Regions from separate parts of the Homo sapiens genome. Here region 2 is linked to region 1. Evidence: read pairs that join two places in POLR2A ChIA-PET (ENCODE). Cell type or tissue: PC-9. All regions are shown on one strand. Links, peaks and the distances in the headings refer to the core of each region. The heading gives the core; the rest is flanking DNA.

What was found. ChIA-PET counts read pairs that join two places held together with the same protein. Peaks named below come from ENCODE experiments on the same cell type or tissue, not always from the same donor. Only the 100,000 strongest peaks of a DNase experiment are listed, where the experiment ranks them.
Region 2: POLR2A ChIA-PET joins it to region 1 with 5 read pairs; 3 of 35 experiments call an interaction of 5 or more read pairs at or near these places.

What each region holds. Positions count from the first base shown.
Region 1 is chrX:152,938,056-152,947,151 of GRCh38, forward strand. ZNF185 (zinc finger protein 185 with LIM domain) reads left to right here. Exons shown (of 25, transcript NM_001395254.1): 17 at 19-108; 18 at 7,212-7,409. LOC105373372 (a long non-coding RNA gene) reads right to left here and starts at 3,518. Exons shown (of 3, transcript XR_007068369.1): 1 at 3,366-3,518. RefSeq lists enhancers at 3,411-3,460, 3,511-3,600. In PC-9, for the core only: CTCF peaks have their summits at 3,725 (motif pointing right) and 3,925; a DNase peak (open chromatin) is centred at 3,606; H3K4me3 peaks cover 1,819 bases.
Region 2 is chrX:153,009,911-153,019,006 of GRCh38, forward strand. No RefSeq gene overlaps it. Among named protein-coding and RNA genes, the nearest start is that of PNMA5, 20 kb to the left of the region's middle. In PC-9, for the core only: no CTCF peak of the experiment used is centred there; no DNase peak of the experiment used is centred there; H3K27me3 peaks cover 6,217 bases.

The sequences.
Region 1 (9,096 bases), core at 513-8,512:
CTGTGTTTCCTTCCTCAGCTCCAGTGCCACTTCAGTCTCTGCTGTCCCTGCTGATAGGAAGAGCAACAGCACAGCAGCCCAGGAGGATGCAAAGGCAGACCCAAAGGGGTAAGGCATGAGCAGACAGTGCTGAACTTCTGGGGTGGAGAGAGGCAGCTTGGGCTGTGTGTCCATTGGCCTTTGGCTGGGAAGGTGAGGCCAGCAAGGTTTGTGAGCTGGCCTGAGGCACATAGCAAGGGCAGAAGCCCCAACCAGAACCCTCTGGCTTCTGGGGCCAGGGAGCTTTCCACTAAACTGTTGCCTTGGCCAGGAAATACATCATAGTCAGAAAGGGTCTTTCAGTCAGCAACCACTCTGACAGCAACTGCCTTTTGCTGGAGGCTGGAGCATGCAGACAAATCAGAAACACCTCTGCCCTCCAGGAACTCTCAGGCAGGGGGTGGGCAAAGGCTGGTCCAGATTAGAGCAATACATGAGCGCTAGAGCAGGGGAAGGGGGCTTCATGGGGACTGTATGTAGCTGGATGTGGTCAGCGATGAGTGTCCTTGTTGGGGAGTGCTGGAAGAGGAGGCTCAGTGAACTAGGTAGGGCTTGATTGGCCTCTTGTACTGTGATATTGGAGTCCACTGTGTGCACAGCCCTCTACTCACAGTGTCTCATACGGTTCTCCTCACAGTCTCTCAAAGGTTTATGCCTAATTACAACAAAACCCAAAAGCCTGGAGCCTAGGTCTCTGTGCCTCCTGGGAAGGATAGTGCTCCGAAGAAAACAGCCGCAGCTGAGATAGAGTGATGGCAGTGAGGAGGGTACTACTTAGGTGGGTGGAAAAGGCAACTCAGGCGATCTCCTCTAAAGAGGAGAAGGAGCCAACTCTAGAAAGAACACGGTGGAGAGAGCTATAGATAAGGAACCACAAACCAACTAACCCTGAGGTGGGAACATGCTTAGCATGTTCCAAAGGACAGAGTGGCTGGAGCTTGGCCAGTGAGGAGGGCCACAGATGGAGCAGGGCCTTGGTAAGCCATGGTTAAGAGATTGGATCTTATTTCAAGTTTTAAGCCAAAGGGGAGTCTCATGTGATTTAGGTGTTTAAAAGGTGAATGCATGTTTGCATTTTCATACCACATTGCTGTTGCTTTTTTACTTAAACCAAGATGCTGGGGGCTGGGGTGGGCAATGGATATCTAAGGTATGAGGCCTTATTGTGTTTCTTTTCTCATTCGAATTGCACTGACAATTAACAATCAGAGTGAAAACAACAGCTGACACCAATACTGTGCTGTGCTAGGTGCCTTACAGCCTTCCCAGCAACTTGTGAGATGGGTAAGGTGGGAAACTGAAGCATAGAAAGATTAAGTGACTTAGCCAAGGCCTTACAAGTGGCAGAACTGAGTTCCAAGGGAAGAGGCTCTAAGAAAATCCTCAGGAGAAACTACGAAAAACTAGTTTATGAAATCTTGTCTTTGGAGCCTAGTCTCAAGACCCAGAATCAGTAACTTACAGCTGGTTAACATGGTTAACATGCTGTGTGATCTCACCTTAATTTTCCCCAAACGTGGAAAAGGATAAGGCTTCTTATTATGCAACTTGACAGAGGAGAAAATTGAGGGACTCACTCCTGTAATGAACACACTTAGGAACAGAGCCCAGATCCAGCCAACTCTAGAGCCAGGCTCACGCTACTTTCCTCTGATGTTTAAACGTCTGCAAAATCAGAGGTGTTTTTTTTTTTTTTTTTTTTTTTTGAGACAGAGTTTTGCTTTGTCGCCCCAGCTGGGGTGCAGTGGCGCAATCTCGACTCACTGCAACCTCTGCCTCCTGGGTTCAAACGATTCTCCTGCCTCAGCCTCCTAAGTAGCTGGGATTACAGGCACATGCCACCACGCCCAGCTAATTTTTATATTTTTACTAGGGATAGGGTTTCACTGTGTTGGCCAGGCTGGTCTCAAACTCCTGACATCAAGCCATCCACCCATCTTGGCCTCCCAAATTGCTGGGATTACAGGCGTGAGCCACTGTGCCTGGCCAATACAAACTTTCTTGATTACAGTGTTTCACAACTCTGGCTGTACTTGAGAATCACCTAGGAAGTACTGAAATACACTGTTGATGAAAAAGGCCATACTCTGTAAAATATTTGAAGAAATTCTGAGCCAAATGTTAGGACTATGACCCGTGACACAGCCTCAGGAGGTCCTGAGAGCATGTGCCCAGGGTGGTTCACTTACAGCTTGGTTTTTTATGTTCTAGGGAGACATAAGACATCAATCAATACATGTGAGGTATACATTAGTTAGGTCCAGAAAGGCCTAGGTATACATTAGTTAGGTCCAGAAAGGCCGGACACCTCAAAGCTGGGAGTGTGGTGGGGGTGGGGGTGGGGGTGGGGTTCCAGGTCATAGGTGGATTCAGAGATTTTCTGATTGGCAATTGGTTGAAAGAGTTGTTATTCTCTAAAGACCTGGAATCAATAGAAAGGAGTGCCTGGGTTAAGATAAGGGGTTGTGGAGACCAGAGTTCTTATATAGGTGAAGTCTCATAAGTGGCCGCCCTTAGAAGCAATAGATGGCCAATGTTTCTTATTCAGACCTTTAAAAGGTGCTAGACTCTCAGATCAGAAAAAGTCCTGGAAAGGGAAGGAGATTCTCTACAGAATGTAAATTTCCCCCAGGAGAGACAGCTTTGCCAGGTCATTTCAAAATATGTCAAAAAATATATTTTGGTGTAAAATACTTCAATTTCTTTCATTACCTGCTGTCTGTCATGTGATGCTATACTAGAGTCAGGTTGGAATTTGGCATATTATTGCTTCAAGGAGTCTGTTTTGTCAGTCTGAATATCTCTCTCAATGTTAATACTGGTCAGTTGGGCATGAATTCCAAAGGGAGGAGAATATATTGAGGCATGTCTGACCTTCCCCTTTCTCATCATGACCTGAACTAGTTTTTCACGTTGTGTCCCCTTGGCTGAGAGAAGTGTCCATTCATTCAGCTGGGGAGCTTAGAATTTTATTTTTGGTTTACAACACAACAAAAACTTCCCGAAGTCCCAGGTAGAGATTTGGATTTTATTTTTCTGGGGTGGGTCTCCATCATGTGTCTTTTTCAAAGCTCCCCAGTTTGTTCTCCTTCCAGGCTAGGTCGAGAACCATCGTTCTCAGGTAGTGGTTCTGACCCAGGGGCATCTCCCAAAGCTTCCAGCCTGCTACGATACAATGTCTGGAGCCATTTTTGGTTGTCAAAACTGGGAGTGGGAGACACTACTGGCTTCTTATATGCAGAGATCTGGGATGCTGCCCCACATCCCCCAACACACACCATAGAATTATGGGGTTCAAAATGGTAATAGTGCTAAGGTTGACAAACCTTGCTGTAGAGCCTTGACGATCTATTTGGGAAGACAGCAGGGACGGAAAAGAAAAAGGGATGGCACAGAACCACACCCCTCACCTTCCCCGAAATCTGGGTAGCGGGCACAGGACGTGTGCGCCTGCGCGAATGCGCGCTCGCCACCAGCGTACGCGACGCGTGCGCGCCTGTGCACCTCGGCGAGCACGCGCCCGTAGTGAGTACGCCTGCGTAGGCCGCCATTTCTTGAAGCCCCGAACTCGGTCGCAGTGCCCGCCGGGAAAATGCGACCGTCCACAAAGTGAAATGGCCGCCCGGGACGAGCTCGGCCTCGGCGGGGATTCTCTTGAGGCCATGCCCGTGCCGGCCGCCAGAGGTCGCCCGAGGATCACGAATGGGCCCGAGGAGCTGGCTGCCCCTTCCCCCGCGTAAGGTCTGAAGCCGCGGCCAGAGTGGCTTTGGGGTGACCGCGCGTGGACCGTCGCCGGCGGGAGGAAGCGCGGTCCCGCGAGGGGCCGAACGGGGCCCCTGCGGCTTGAGCTTGTTTCGCAGGGAGCCCTGGGGCCATGGCCTCTGGGACACTGGACACGGGTCGTCAGGGCTGCCCAGGGGGAGGGGGTGTGGACGTGCAGACAGGGAAGGCAGCTGGACCCTCCAACCACGCTGGGCCCTCGGGCTGACCGGGGCTGGTCTGTGGGGCAGTGAGGAGGGGCTTCGTTCCCTAGGAGTTTGATGAGGGAGCGCCATGGGGGTGGCGTCATCCTGACATCCCGCAGGGCAGTGGAGCCTTACTTTCCCTAGGTTACAACACAGTTTTAACTGTCCCAAACTGTGGGGACTCCGCCCTATTCCATCTTGGGCCGCTCCATCACACTACAGGGAGAGGCGGTATAGTATAGTGGTTGAGAGCCTGGACTCTGGTGCTTTGGGTTCCAGTCCAAGCTCTGTCACTTACAAGCACCGTGACCTTGGGCATGTTACTCATCTTCTCTGTGCCTCAGGTTCCTCACGTGCGGAATAGTGGTAATCATACCTCCTACCATATAGGGTTGTTGAAATGGCCAAATCGGTTTGTATATGTAAAGCCTGTAGGACATTTAAACCTGCGAGCTAAGTGAAGCAGCACCAGAGGAATATCTCCTCCTCTCAGAGGTGTTCAGGGACACCTGGAAAGCTAACTTAACCAGCTTTATTGGTTTGATTTCATTTGACATGACACGATATCTCATCTTCTTCCTACTAAACTTTTGTCATCAAATTTTCCATCTAGAACATGCTGTTTTCCTCATTATGTTGCAAGCATGGGCTTCTCGTTTATATTTTTTCTGCATGAGGATCAGGTGAAGTTTAGGCACCACATTTCCTCACCACTGGCAACCGTTGTTGGCCAGTGGAGGCAGTACAAGGGTGGAAGTGTCAGCTGGGTGCAGTGGCTCATACCCACCTGTAATCCTATACTTTGAGAGGCCGAGGCGGGAAGACCACTTGAGTTCCGGGGATTGAGATCAGCGTGGGCAACGTAGTGAGACCTCATCTCTACAAATATTATCTATATCTATATATGTATATGTATATGTATATCATATATATGATGTATATCTCATATATATATGTTTTTGAAACAATGTTTCACTTCTGTCGCCCCAGACTGGAGTGCAATGGGGTGATCTCGGCTTACTGCAACCTCTACCTCCTGGGCTCAAGTGATTCTCCTGCCTTAACCTCCCAAGTAGCTGGGACTACAGGCACACACCACTGCACCTGGCTTATTTTTGTAGAGAGGAGTTTTTGCCATGTTGCGCAGGCTGGTCTCAAACTCCTGACCTCAACTGATCCACCCACTTCTGCCTGCCAAAGTACTGAAATTACAGGCGTGAACCACTACGCCGGGACTACAATTTCCGTTTTTTAAAAGAATGGAAGTGTGTAGATTATGGTTGTGTTAGGAGTTGACAGTGGCTGTATTAGGCTACTGGATCTTTGGTCCAATTACACTCAGAAGGAAAGGCTTCAGAGAAATTAATCCAAAATCCAAAATCCCGTTGGTCACCATCCCCTATGTTACCTTGCCTATCTCTAACCACTTGACTTCCAGGAAGTTCATGAGGAGCTCGGACAGGATAGCTGGGAAGTAATTCCCCTGGATGTTACATTGTCCAGCAGAGCTTCCTGTGAGTGTTTGCCTAAGATTTCCTTTTTATGACCCACATAGGTCATATGTCCTAAAATCACAGTGGCCCTGCCACAGGCCTAGGAAAGAAGAAGCCTTGTTCATCCATTTGTCCCTGTGTCACAATAGAGCCCAAATTTCTCTTTGTGGATAATCCTGGCTCTATCCACAGACTTGGTGAGGGCAACCTCTACTAGTGTATTTCTACAGAGGACGTGGGACAGGACGGGACTCTGATTAAATCCATAGTAAAGCTAACTCAGGGCTACCACAGTAGGGAGACAAGCTCTTCAGGCCTTGTATGTTTGTCTTTGGCTCAAGCAAGCATGTCACTGACAGAGATTGAATGGGTGTGTCAGGGCACCCTGCTGGCAACCCTGGGACTGGTGTTACCTGTGCAGACCACTTTTGGATCTGCATGGGCTGCAGCAGACCCTAAGGGTGGAAGCAGCACAGAGAAGCACAGGCCCAGTGGGATGGTTCCCCACAGTTACTGTGTGGCGTCACACTCACTTGCCTGCAGTTCTGCCTGGTGCAGCTGGAGGTGGCAATTAGCTTGTTGTGCCTGCTGGAGAATTTTAGTTCCCTTGACCTCCACCTGAGGCTGAAGAATCATGTTGCTTTCAGGGCATACTTTCCAAAAAGTGTGGCCTCTGTTGGCCTTGTTATTCCAGCTTGAAGGCAGGAAGCCTGCCTAGACAAAGTTAACTCCTATATACAAAGAGTCCCAGGGTAGTTTGTAGCGTGTTCTTGTCTCGGGGTAGCCCCCACCAGCTATTGAAGGTAGGCTGGTGATGTTGGGAAGGTTATATTCAGAGTGAGCTAGGATCGAGGTGATGGCGAAGTAGATTTTCATTCTGAAATGCTGGGCTCACTCTCTTAGTAGCCCAACTTGGTGTTTGCCCCTGGCCTAGTAGACTCTGGAAGCAGTACCTTGCACCTCGGTGTGGGGCTGGTGATGGGAGGGGTGTGGAAGTGGAGGATCAGCTAGCAGCCTCTTTCCCACGGTACCCAGATTGGAGGGTGCAGTGCAATCATGGGGTGAGGCCAGGGAGGACCCCTGAAGAGCTCGATGCCTGAGACATCTGGGGGAAGCCCTGTCCTTCTTGCTGGATTCAGGGGTGGCAAAAGCCAAAAATTGGAGGGCCAGGTGCAATGGCACATGCCTGTAATCCCTGCACTTTGGGAGGCCAAGGCAGGAGGATCGCTTGAGACCAGCCTGGGCAACATGGTGAAACCTTGTCTCTACAGAAAAAAAAAAAAATACAAAAATTAGCTGGGCGTGGTAGTGTAGACCTGTAGTCTCTGCTACTCAGAAGGCTGAGACAGGAGGATGGCTTGAGCCCAGGAGGCAGAGGTTGCAGTGAGCCGAGATGATGCCACTGCACTCCAGCCTGGGCGACAGAGTGAGACCCTGCCTCCAAACAACAACAATAAAAACATCGGAGGCTTCGGCTTCATCTATTACACATGGAGGCCTGTTCAGTGAGAAGGGAGCAGCGATGCTGGGCTCCTGCCAAGGAGGAGACTGTCTGCTCCCTGGAATTGGGGCTGTGCCTGGCTCCTTTCTGCCCCGCTTTCAGGGATATGAGTCCCTCCAAGTCCACAGGAGGTGACAGCCAGCTTGCGTCCTGGGGCTGAGGCAGGGTTAGTTTCAGAGCACTTTTTTCATAAGGGTGCTTATTCTTCTTCAGGGCCTTGGCTGATTATGAGGGGAAGGATGTGGCCACCAGGGTCGGAGAGGCCTGGCAGGAGAGGCCTGGAGCTCCAAGAGGTGGCCAAGGAGACCCAGCTGTACCCGCTCAGCAACCTGCAGATCCCAGCACCCCAGAGCGGCAGAGCAGCCCCAGCGGATCTGAGCAACTTGTCAGACGAGAGAGTTGTGGCAGCAGGTAAGGGCTGAGCTGCAGTGGGCTCTGCCTCTGGAGCCCATGTTTTTGTTGAGGTCTGCGACCCACATGGGAACCACTTCCCCACACCCTGTGCCAATACCCGACACATTGCACACCCAGGCTCCTGTTCTGTGAGTGGGTCATGGTGATTCCCTGGTCCTAGAGCAGTGTCATCAGGCTTCTTGTGGCTCAAGGAGCTGGGAGGGGACTGTGATAGGAGGATGTGTCTGTCCCCAGGTGTGAGAAGCCCTGGCTAATTCCCAATGCATGGGGCAGGAAGGAAGGCTGTCTCTCAGAGTACAGGTGCTCTACAGGTGGGGGTCCTGGGCAGAGTGAGGGCTATTTGTGTGGGTAAAATGCCATTGTCAGAGAAGGACAGAGTGTGAAAGAGCAAAAAAACAGGAGGGTAAAAGTGCAAAAGTGACAGAGTGAAGCAGAGAGAGAGAGGCCAGAGGGAGAGAAAGGGAGCATGTGTGAGCAGGCATGAGAGAGTGACACAGGATGTGACTGGCCATGTGTTGGTGTGTGCCACTGTGCATGAGCAAGAGGACAAACGTGCCTGTTACTGGAGCTGACCATGTGGCATTGGTGTGAGAGTTTCAAGTCAGGCTCTCTTGAAGGCATCTTGCCTGCCAGCGCAAACACTGCATGTCCTTGCAGCTCTGGACACGTCAACAGGCCAGTGATTCCAGGGGTGCAAAGCGAACAGTTTCTTACACAAGACAGAAATGTAGAAGGAGAGAGCTAAGACTCATATTGCCCCGAGAGAGGAGCTAGTGGAATCCAGCAGGGCATCTGCTGTGGGGAGCAGGTGGAGCCTGGGGTTCCTTTTGCAGGGATGAAAGAAACACAGTCATCTGCCTTCTTTGTTCTGGGGCTTCTTGTACCACAGAGGTTCCATAATTATTAATAGTTAGGTTATTTTTAGGGCCTAGCTCAACTGTTAGATAACAAGTTTTACCTTCTAAGAATATCTAGCCCATCTTTGATTCCTTGGCTCCAGGCCCTGGAGGGTCCCAGTCCAAAAACAGAGTGAACAACTTTGGACTTGCTGTCACATTGTGTGGCTTCTAGAACTAGTCAGTGTTCCATGCAGAAGGGGTATAAAAAGTGAGGCTTGTGGATGAAGGAGGAGGCGAGTGGTTCTGGGTTTTGTTTTCGTTTTGCGGGGGAGTGTCAGGAAAGGCTTTCTTTACAGGGAGAGTGATGTTGGAGCTGGGTTTGGAAGGCTGAGGGAGATTTTGCCAGATGTGCCAGACGTGCTTGGGAAGGCATTCCGAGTGGAGGCTCACAAAGTGTATAGGGAACATCCAGTCAGGTAGCCATCACAAAGGAGGGTTAATCCAGCCTGGCTTGGCAGGAAGCACCAAGTAGGGGCTGGGCAGGCACCTGCTCCTAGGCTGAGGAGTGTGACCCACATCCTGAGGGCCTTGGGAGCCACCGATGGTTTTCCTGCAGGAGAGTGCCACAGCCAGACTCGAGTCCAAAGAAGATCCCTCCATTGCCCTGTGGAGGACCAGGCCAGGGGAGTATACGACGAGACAAGGCAGGAGGCCATATTGGAGACTGTTTGCTTACACCAGGGGCAAGGTGATGAGGCTGCAAGTATTTTTGAATTATTAAAGGTAAAAGCGGGCTTGGCGTGGTGGCTCACACCTGTCATCCCAGCACTTTGGGAGGCCGAGGT
Region 2 (9,096 bases), core at 521-8,520, 72 kb after region 1:
TCGTGTATGTCATCCCAAACTGTTTTGGTTTCATGACCATACTGATCCTTTAATCATGCCTGTAACTAACTTTACAGCTGTTCCCAATTTTACCATAGAATATAATGAAAGGCCCTCTTGAGTGACCTATCAAGCAAACGGAGCAATCCTGGACCCTACATCTTCAGTTCCCTGCTTCTTTCTAACTCCTTTGTGGAGGGGTGTGGGATTTGCTCTATACTCTAAGGTTATGAACTGTTCTGAGCCTATTGATTTCACCATAATTAACCAATGGTTTAATTTCTTCTTTTCTTTTTAAATGAAGGCAAGTTTATTAGAAAAGTAAAAGAATAAAAGAATTGCTACTCCACAGACAGAGCAGCCCCAAGGGCTGCTGGTTGCTCATTTTTATGGTTATTTCTTGATGATATGCTAAACAAGGAGTGAATTATTCATGCCTCCCCTTTTTAGACCATATAGGGTAACTTCCTGACATCACCATGGCATTTGTAAACTGTCATGGCGCTGGCAGGAGTGTAGCAGTGAGAATGACCAGAAGTCACTCTCATCACCATCTTGTTTTTGGTGGGTTTGGGCCAGCTTCTTTACTGCAACCTGTTTTATCAGCAAGGTCTTTATGACCTGTATCTTGTGCTGACCTCCTGTCTCATCCTGTGACTTAGAATGTTTAACCATCTGGGAATGCAGCCCAGTAGGTCTCAGCCTCATTTTACCCAGCCCCTATTCAAGATGGAGTTGTTTTGGTTCAAATGCCTCTGACATTTCCCTGCTCCCTTTTACAAGAGAACCCTTAATCCTAAGGGTTGCAAAGGGATGAAAATCCATCTTCTGTAACTTCTTTATGCTGAACAGGGGAGATGATATTCCTACCTAACTACTGGGTCTCTTGCATTCAGGGTAGAGAGGAGTTCGGTTAGAAAGTGTCGGTATGTTGAAGGCCATTCATAACTCTTGAGTTTCAACAAAAGGTGATATCTGGAAGATTAATAAGTGTTCAGTTTAGGGAAACATTCAGTAAGCTTGTCCTGCATTCCTACACAAAGACTATAACAGCAATATATTCAACAACAGGAAAGCAAAATAAGTAAAATTATCTCTAGTAAATTAAATTAGAAAAGGCTTTCCATGAACTGGACAATTGTTGGAACCAAGTTGATATGGGGTTGCTAGCCCATCCCAATATGTGCCCAGAATTAGAATACAGATCCAGATTTTTACATCACCCATCCCTCTTCTTTCTTCTGAATAGCAGTCAGAGGTCACTGGTTTGTTCACAGGAATAAGCAGGGTTAGTCTAAATTGAAGAAAAAAGTCCCAGAACAACTGATGAGACTAGAATCTATTAACATGTGTACCACAGTGTTCGAAAGAGTTTTTCTATCTCCAGTCTCCCATTTTTATTAAAAACAAATCATGGTAAGACCAATTTACTTTCTTATACTTGGCCTGATCATTCATATAAAGTGCAGCAAGAATAATTATTTTTAAATTAGCTTTGATGGAACTCTGTTCCATCGAAAGAATCTCAGATAAGACTTTTTTTCCATTTTTTTTTGACAGAGTCTCGCTCTGTCACCCAGGCTGGAGTGCAGTGGCATGATCTTGGCTCACTGCAACCTCCCCTCCCGGGTTCAAGCAATTCTCCGCCTCAGCCTCCCAAGTAGCTGGGATTACAGGTGCCTGCCACCACACCCAGCTAATTTTTTGTATTTTTAGTAGAGATGGGGTTTCACCATCTTGGCCAGGCAGGTCTTGAACTCCTGACCCCGTGATCTACCCGCCTCCGCCTCTGCCTCCAAAAGTGCTGGGATTATAGGCGTGAGCCCTGAAGACTTTTTTTTTTTTTAAAGCCAAGCCCAGCTGTGGGTTTATACTCTCAAATACTTACGAGTTGGGTAAATTCCTCTTCTCTTGAGGTCCTAAGATAACTGGGGGCACCTGGGCCTGTGAGAAAGTGACATGCTTTACTTACCACGGGTCAGGAACCCTGTACAGGGACTGTATAGACAACCTATGAGGCCAGTTTTCCCAAGGGGCTTTTATTGGCTCTATAAGTCAAGTTTTTTTCCTTAAAGGAAAGCACCCTATTCTCGTCAAAGCCTTGGTAAAATAACCAGTTTCCCCATATGCTCCAAATTGTGTTCATAGGTGTATACTTTACTTAATTGTTAAAAGCTTTAAATAGCTCAAAAGTTTCCTTGACTCTGGAAAACAAAACAAAGGATCAGCAACATTTTAAGCAAACAGCCAAGATTACTTCAAACTTCTATTAGCGCAATACATGCAGTTAGCTCCTGTCCTGTTTGATATTCATGAACATTTCAGCTGTCCATGAGTCCTGAAAGTTTTTCCTCTATCTGAATGTCACACTCTCCAAAGTTATCAGAAAACCTGCATTTAATAACACTTGTTAGGGTTCTATAGGTGATTATAAAACCACCTTCTGAAGAGTATTAAAACAAGATAACAATTGTCTGTGGATGACAAAATTTTAGGACAGCCACTATTAAAGCCACAATGGACAAAAAAATTTTGATTACCTCTGTGGTATACAACAATTTTACATAGCAATTATAACTATTGATAACACACACTAAGTTATATCAGAATTATAGGAGCTTCCATAATTTTGGAATACATGCCAATAACATATTTATACAAACACAGCCCAAAGAAGGCCAAACACCATTTCATATTTGACAATGCTTCCTGTATGACTTTTATACCAAATAAGCCAAAAGTCACTTTTGGACTTTAGGTGACCTAATATCTAAAAGATTAATTAGGTCAGAAAAAGACATATTTTATAATTTGATTTTGGGAAGCTTGTCAAATATCAAAGGTTTAAAACACTAGATATCACAAAATAGAATCCCAGGTGACCATAAGTCATTCATTTTGCCAAAATAATAACTTAAAAAATTTTTAAAAGGCAAAACCCCTTACTCATGAAGAGGGAAGACCTAGCTTTCCAAACAATGTCTCTTTTCTTTCCCCTCTTTTCCTGTAGTTTATTTAAAAGGCAAACAAAAATCTTTCATTATTTTTTAATAAAACATGAAAATCCTGTTCAAGAGAGAAAGCCACATTTCACCCTTTCCATTAATGCACTATTGATGTTAAACCCAATTCTTAATAAAACCTTATACACAAATCTATCCAATTTTAAAGTCTCATCATAAAGTAAGATTCTTATAAACCCTTGAAAAATTTTTGTTAAAGAGCAGATGAGTGCTTTATGAAAAGCCTGTTGTGCTTTTATTCCAATGTTCAATTTACAGAAAAACTGAATACCCTTTAATGTTAGCCAATATGTTCACACACAGAATTTCTTTTACAAGATTAATTTTTCACAAACCTTCCACAACTTGCTCAAATCTTCAGCTTTTTCCTACCTAACTTAAAACAATCCTTTAACCTTCTAAAAAAAATCCACATTCTCATGCCTTCTTTTAATCTTTTACCAAAAACACATTTCACTTTCCTTACACACCTTGCTTGTAAAACTGTTTTTATTTCCCCAAAATTACTAAAGTAATGTGAACTAAAAGGCATTATGCTTTTTATTTTTCTGATAAAATATTTAAGCACTATTTTTAAGCCAATTAATCAAAGCTCTTTCATAAACATCACACACACAACACATATAAATACACAGACAGAAGAATAACCAGTAGTTGTTAAGATTTTTCATTTGCCAGTTTCTTAAGTTTCTTTTAAAAGATGCAGTTTGTAGGGCCTATTAAGCAGGCACAGCTGAAAGGCAAAAACAGATTCCCCAAAATTAAGGTCCCATTTTTATACCAGATCCTGGATCCCAAAAAGAGGGAATTAGCCCATCTCCCATGGGACCCTTATCTCTCAGTGGGGGAATATCTCCATACCTTCCAGGTGGCCAGGAGCATGCTTTTCTAATCCAAACATGCAAAGAGCCACATATTGCCTCATGACTGCCATTAGCCATCCATAAAAGTATATTTCCTACCTTGTTATTACACAGCAAAGCTCTCTTATAATGTGAAGTAATTTCTGATACCTCAAAAAGTAAAAAACGTCAGATAATGCAATGCAAAACAGAACAGAACCTTAGATTTGGAAAGGGATCTATCTGCTTTCAATTCCTTGGGTTTTACAAAGAAAACAGAGGAGGTTTTTTCCCAAAACAGGGTCTGTGGCACCTCCTCTGTTTTTCCTCAAGAAGTCCAGGCTATTAGAGCTTGAATATCCGCTTTTAATTAAGCTGACTTTTAACCATAATGCTCTTTTTAAAAAGTTCTTTTAAATTTCTTATTACCCAACTTTAGCCAGGCCAAATGACCAATATTTCTGGCTCAGAGAAAGGAAAATTCAAGACAGTTCTTGGAGGAGAAGAGAATTAAAAAATGGTAAATCTTACCCAGATATCAATCAGAAAGGACTCATTCCCTAAGCCAGGAATTGAATCCGGGCAGCCATTATAATACGGCAAAACCTTAGCTGCCGAGCTATAGCACTGGGCAGTTTCCACTCCTCTTCTCAGAAGGAGCCTAGGACAGCCAATTTTGAGCTTGCAAAAGTTTTTAACTGCTCGAGATAATGTTTAGGGCTAACTGATATGAACCCCAAAATTCCTGTTCCCTGGATGGCAGAGACCGAGAGAAGGTACTGCCACGTGTTACAAAGTCAAGCTCTCAAGGACATTTTTCAACATGTAGTCTCGGCATAAGCTGAAAGCATTCCCCTTGAGAATTGCAATGAGACAAGAATGCCCTCTCCCACCACTGCTATTCAACATAGCACTGGAAGTCCTCGCCAGAGCAATCAGGCAAGAGAAGTAAATAAAAGCATCCAAATAGGAAGAGAGGAAGTCAAACTATCTCTCTTCGCAAATGATATAATTTTAAACCAAGGAAACTCCGTAGTCTCTGCCCAAAGGCTCCTAGATCTGACAAACTACTTCAGCAAAGTTTCAGGATACAATAATCAGTAGTATTTCTAGACATCAATAACATCCAAGCTGAAAGCCCAGTGAAGAATGCAATCCCATTCACAATTGCCACAAAATGAAGAAAATGCCTATAGGGATACAGCTAACCAGGGAGGTGAAAGATCTCTACAAGGAAAATTACAAAACATTGCTCAAAGATATCAGAGATGACACAAACAAATGGAAAGACATTCCATCCTCATGAATGGGAAGAATCAATATCATTAAAATGACCATACTGCCCAAAGCAATTTGCAGATTCAATGCTATTACTATCAAACTACTAATGTCATTTTTCTCAGAATTAGAAAAAAAGCAAAACGAACAAAGCCAGAGGTATCACACTACCCGACTTCAAACTCTACTACATTTACAAAACCATATGGTACTGATACAAAACAGGCACTTAGACGAATGGAACAGGATAGGGATCCCAGAAATAAAGTGGCACACTTACAACCATCTCATCTTCAACAAAGTTGAGAAAAACAGCAATGAGGAAAGGAACCCCTATTCAGTAAATCATGCAGGAATAATTGGCTAGCCATATGCAGAAGACTGAAACAGGATCCATTTCTTTCACCATATACAAAAACCAACTCAAGAGGAATTAAAACTTAAATGTAAGACTTAAGCTATAAAAATTGTAGAATAAAATCTGGGAAATAACATTCTAGACACAGGCATTACCAGAATCTCTGGGATACATTTAAAGCAGTGTGTAGAGGGAAATTTATAGCACTAAATGCCCACAAGAGAAAGCAGGAAAGATCTAAAATTGACACCCTAACATTCACAATTAAAAGAACTGGAGAAGCAAGAGCAAACACATTCAAAAGCTAGCAGAAGGCAAGAAATAACTAAGATCAGAGCAGAACTGAAGGAAATAGAGACACAAAAAACCCTTCAAAAAATCAATGAATCCAGGAGCTGGTTTTTTGAAAAGATCAACGAAATTGATAGACTGCTAGCAAGACTAATAAAGAAGAAAAGAAAGAAGAATCAAATAGACGCAATAAAAAATGATAAAGGAGATATCACTACCCATCCCACAGAAATACAAACTACCATCAGAGAATACTATAAACACCTCTACGCAAATAAACTAGAAAATCTAGAAGAAATGGATAAATTCCTGGACACATACACCCACCCAAGACTAAACCAGGAGGAAGTTGAATCCCTGAATAGACCAATAACAGACTCTGAAATTGAGGCAATAATTAATAGCCTACCAACCAGAAAAAGTCCAGGACCAGACGGATTCACAGCCGAATTCTACCAGAGGTACAAGCAGGAACTGGTACCATTCCTTCAGAAAATATTCCAATCAATAGAAAAAGAGGGAATCCTCCCTAACTCATTTTATGAGGCCAGCATCATCCTGATACCAAAGCCTGGCAGAGACACAACAAAAAAAGAGAATTTTAGACCAATATCCCTGATGAACATCGATGTAAAAATTCTCAATAAAATACTGGCAAACAGAATCCAGCAGCAAATCAAAAAGCTTATCCACCACGATCAAGTGGGCTTCATCCCAGGGATGCAAGGCTGGTTCAACATACACAAATCAATAAATGTAATCCAGCATATAAACAGAACCAAAGACAAAAACCACATGATTATCTCAATAGATGCAGAAAAGGCCTTTGACAAAATTCAACAGCCCTTCATGCTAAAATCTCTCAATAAATTAGGTATTGATGGGACGTATCTCAAAATAATAAGAGCTACTTATGACAAACCCACAGCCAATATCATACTGAATGGGTAAAAACTGGAAGCATTCCCTTTGAAAACTGGCACAAGAGAGGGATGCCCTCTCTCACCACTCCTGTTCAACATAGTGTTGGAAGTTCTGGCCAGGGCAATCAGGCAGGAAAAAGAAATGAAGGGTATTCAGTTAGGAAAAGAGGAAGTCAAACTGTCCCTGTTTGCAGATGATATGATTGTATATTTAGAAAACCCCATCATCTCAGCCCAAGATCTCCTTAAGCTGATAAGCAACTTCAGCAAAGTCTCAGGATACGAAATTAATGTGCAAAAATCACAAGCATCCTTATACACCAATAACAGACAAACAGAGAGCCAAATCATGAGTGAACTCCCATTCACAATTGCTTCAAAGAGAATAAAATACCTAGGAATCCAACTTACAAGAGATGTGAAGGACCTCTTCAAGGAGAACTACAAACCACTGCTCAACGAAATAAAAGAGGACACAAACAAATGGAAGAACATTCCATGCTCATGGGTAGGAAGAATCAATATTGTGAAAATGGCCATACTGCCCAAGGTAATTTATAGATTCAATGCCATCCTCATCAAGTTACCAATGACTTTCTTCACAGAACTGAAAACAACTACTTTAAAGTTCATATGGAACCAAAAAAGAGCCTGCATTGTCAAGACAATCCTAAGCCAAAAGAACAAAGCTGGAGGCATCACGCTACCTGACTTCAAACTATACTACAAAGCTACAGTAATCAAAACAGCATGGTACTGGTACCAAAACAGAGATATAGACCAATGGAACAGAACAGAGCCCTCAGAAATAATACTACACACCGACAACCATCTGATCTTTGACAAACCTGACAAAAACAAGCAATGGGGAAAGGATTCCCTATTTAATAAATGGTGCTGGGAAAACTGGCTAGCCATATATAGAAAGCTGAAACTGGATCCCTTCCTTACACCTTATACAAAAATTAATTCAAGATGGATTAAAGACTTAAATGTTAGACCTAAAACCAAAAACCCTAGAAGAAAACCTAGGCAATACCATTCAAGACATAGGCATGGGCAAAGACTTCATGTCTAAAACACCAAAAGCAATGGCAACAAAAGCCAAAATTGACAAATGGGATCTAATTAAACTAAAGAGCTTCTGCACAGCAAAAGAAACTACCATCAGAGTGAACAGGCAATCTACAGAACGGGAGAAAATTTTTGTAATCTACTCATCTGACAAAGGGCTAATATCCAGAATCTACAAAGAACTCAAACAAATTTACAAGAAAAAACAACCCCATCAAAAAGTGGGCAAAGGATATGAACAGACACTTCTCAAAAGAAGACATTTATGCAGCCAAAAGACACATGAAAAAATGCTCATCATCACTGGCCATCAGAGAAATGCAAATCAAAACCACAATGAGATACCATCTCACACCAGTTAGAATGGCAATCATTAAAAAGTCAGGAAACAACAGGTGCTGGAGAGGATGTGGAGAAATAGGAACAATTTTACATTGTTGGTGGGACTGTAAACTAATTCAACCATTGTGGAAGTCAGTGTGGTGATTCCTCAAGGATCTAGAACTAGAAATACCATTTGACCCAGCCATCCCATTACTGGGTATATACCCAAAGGATTATAAATCATGCTGCTATAAAGACACATGCACACGTATGTTTATTGCGGCACTATTCACAATAGCAAAGACTTGGAACCAACCCAAATGTCCAACAATGATAGCCTGGATTAAGAAAATGTGGCACATATACACCATGGAATACTATGCAGCCATAAAAAAGGATGAGTTCATGTCCTTTGTAGGGACATGGATGAAGCTGGAAGCCATCATTCTCAGCAAACTATTGTAAGGACAGAAACCCGCATGTTCTCACTCATAGGTGGGAATTGAACAATGAGAACACTTGGACACAGGAAGGGGAACATCACACACCAGGGCCTGTCGTGGGGTGGGGGGAAGGGGGAGGGATAGCATTAGGAGATATACCTAATATAAATGACTAGTTAATGGGTGCAGCACACCAACATGGCACACGTATACATATGTAACAAACCTGCCCATTGTGCACAGGTACCCTAGAACTTAAAGTATAATTAAAAAATGCAATTCTTATAATATTCAATTTAAAAAAAAAACAAACTATCCTTTGACCCAGCAACCTCATTACTGGGTATATATCCAAAGAAATATAAATTGTTCTATGATAAAGACACCTGCACGTGTATGTTCTCTGCAGTGCTATTCAGTATAGCAAAGACACAGAATCAACCTAAATGCCCATCAATTGTAGACTGGATAAATAAAACATGGTACATATACACCATGGAATACTATACAGCCATAAAATGAATAAAATCTGTTCTTTGT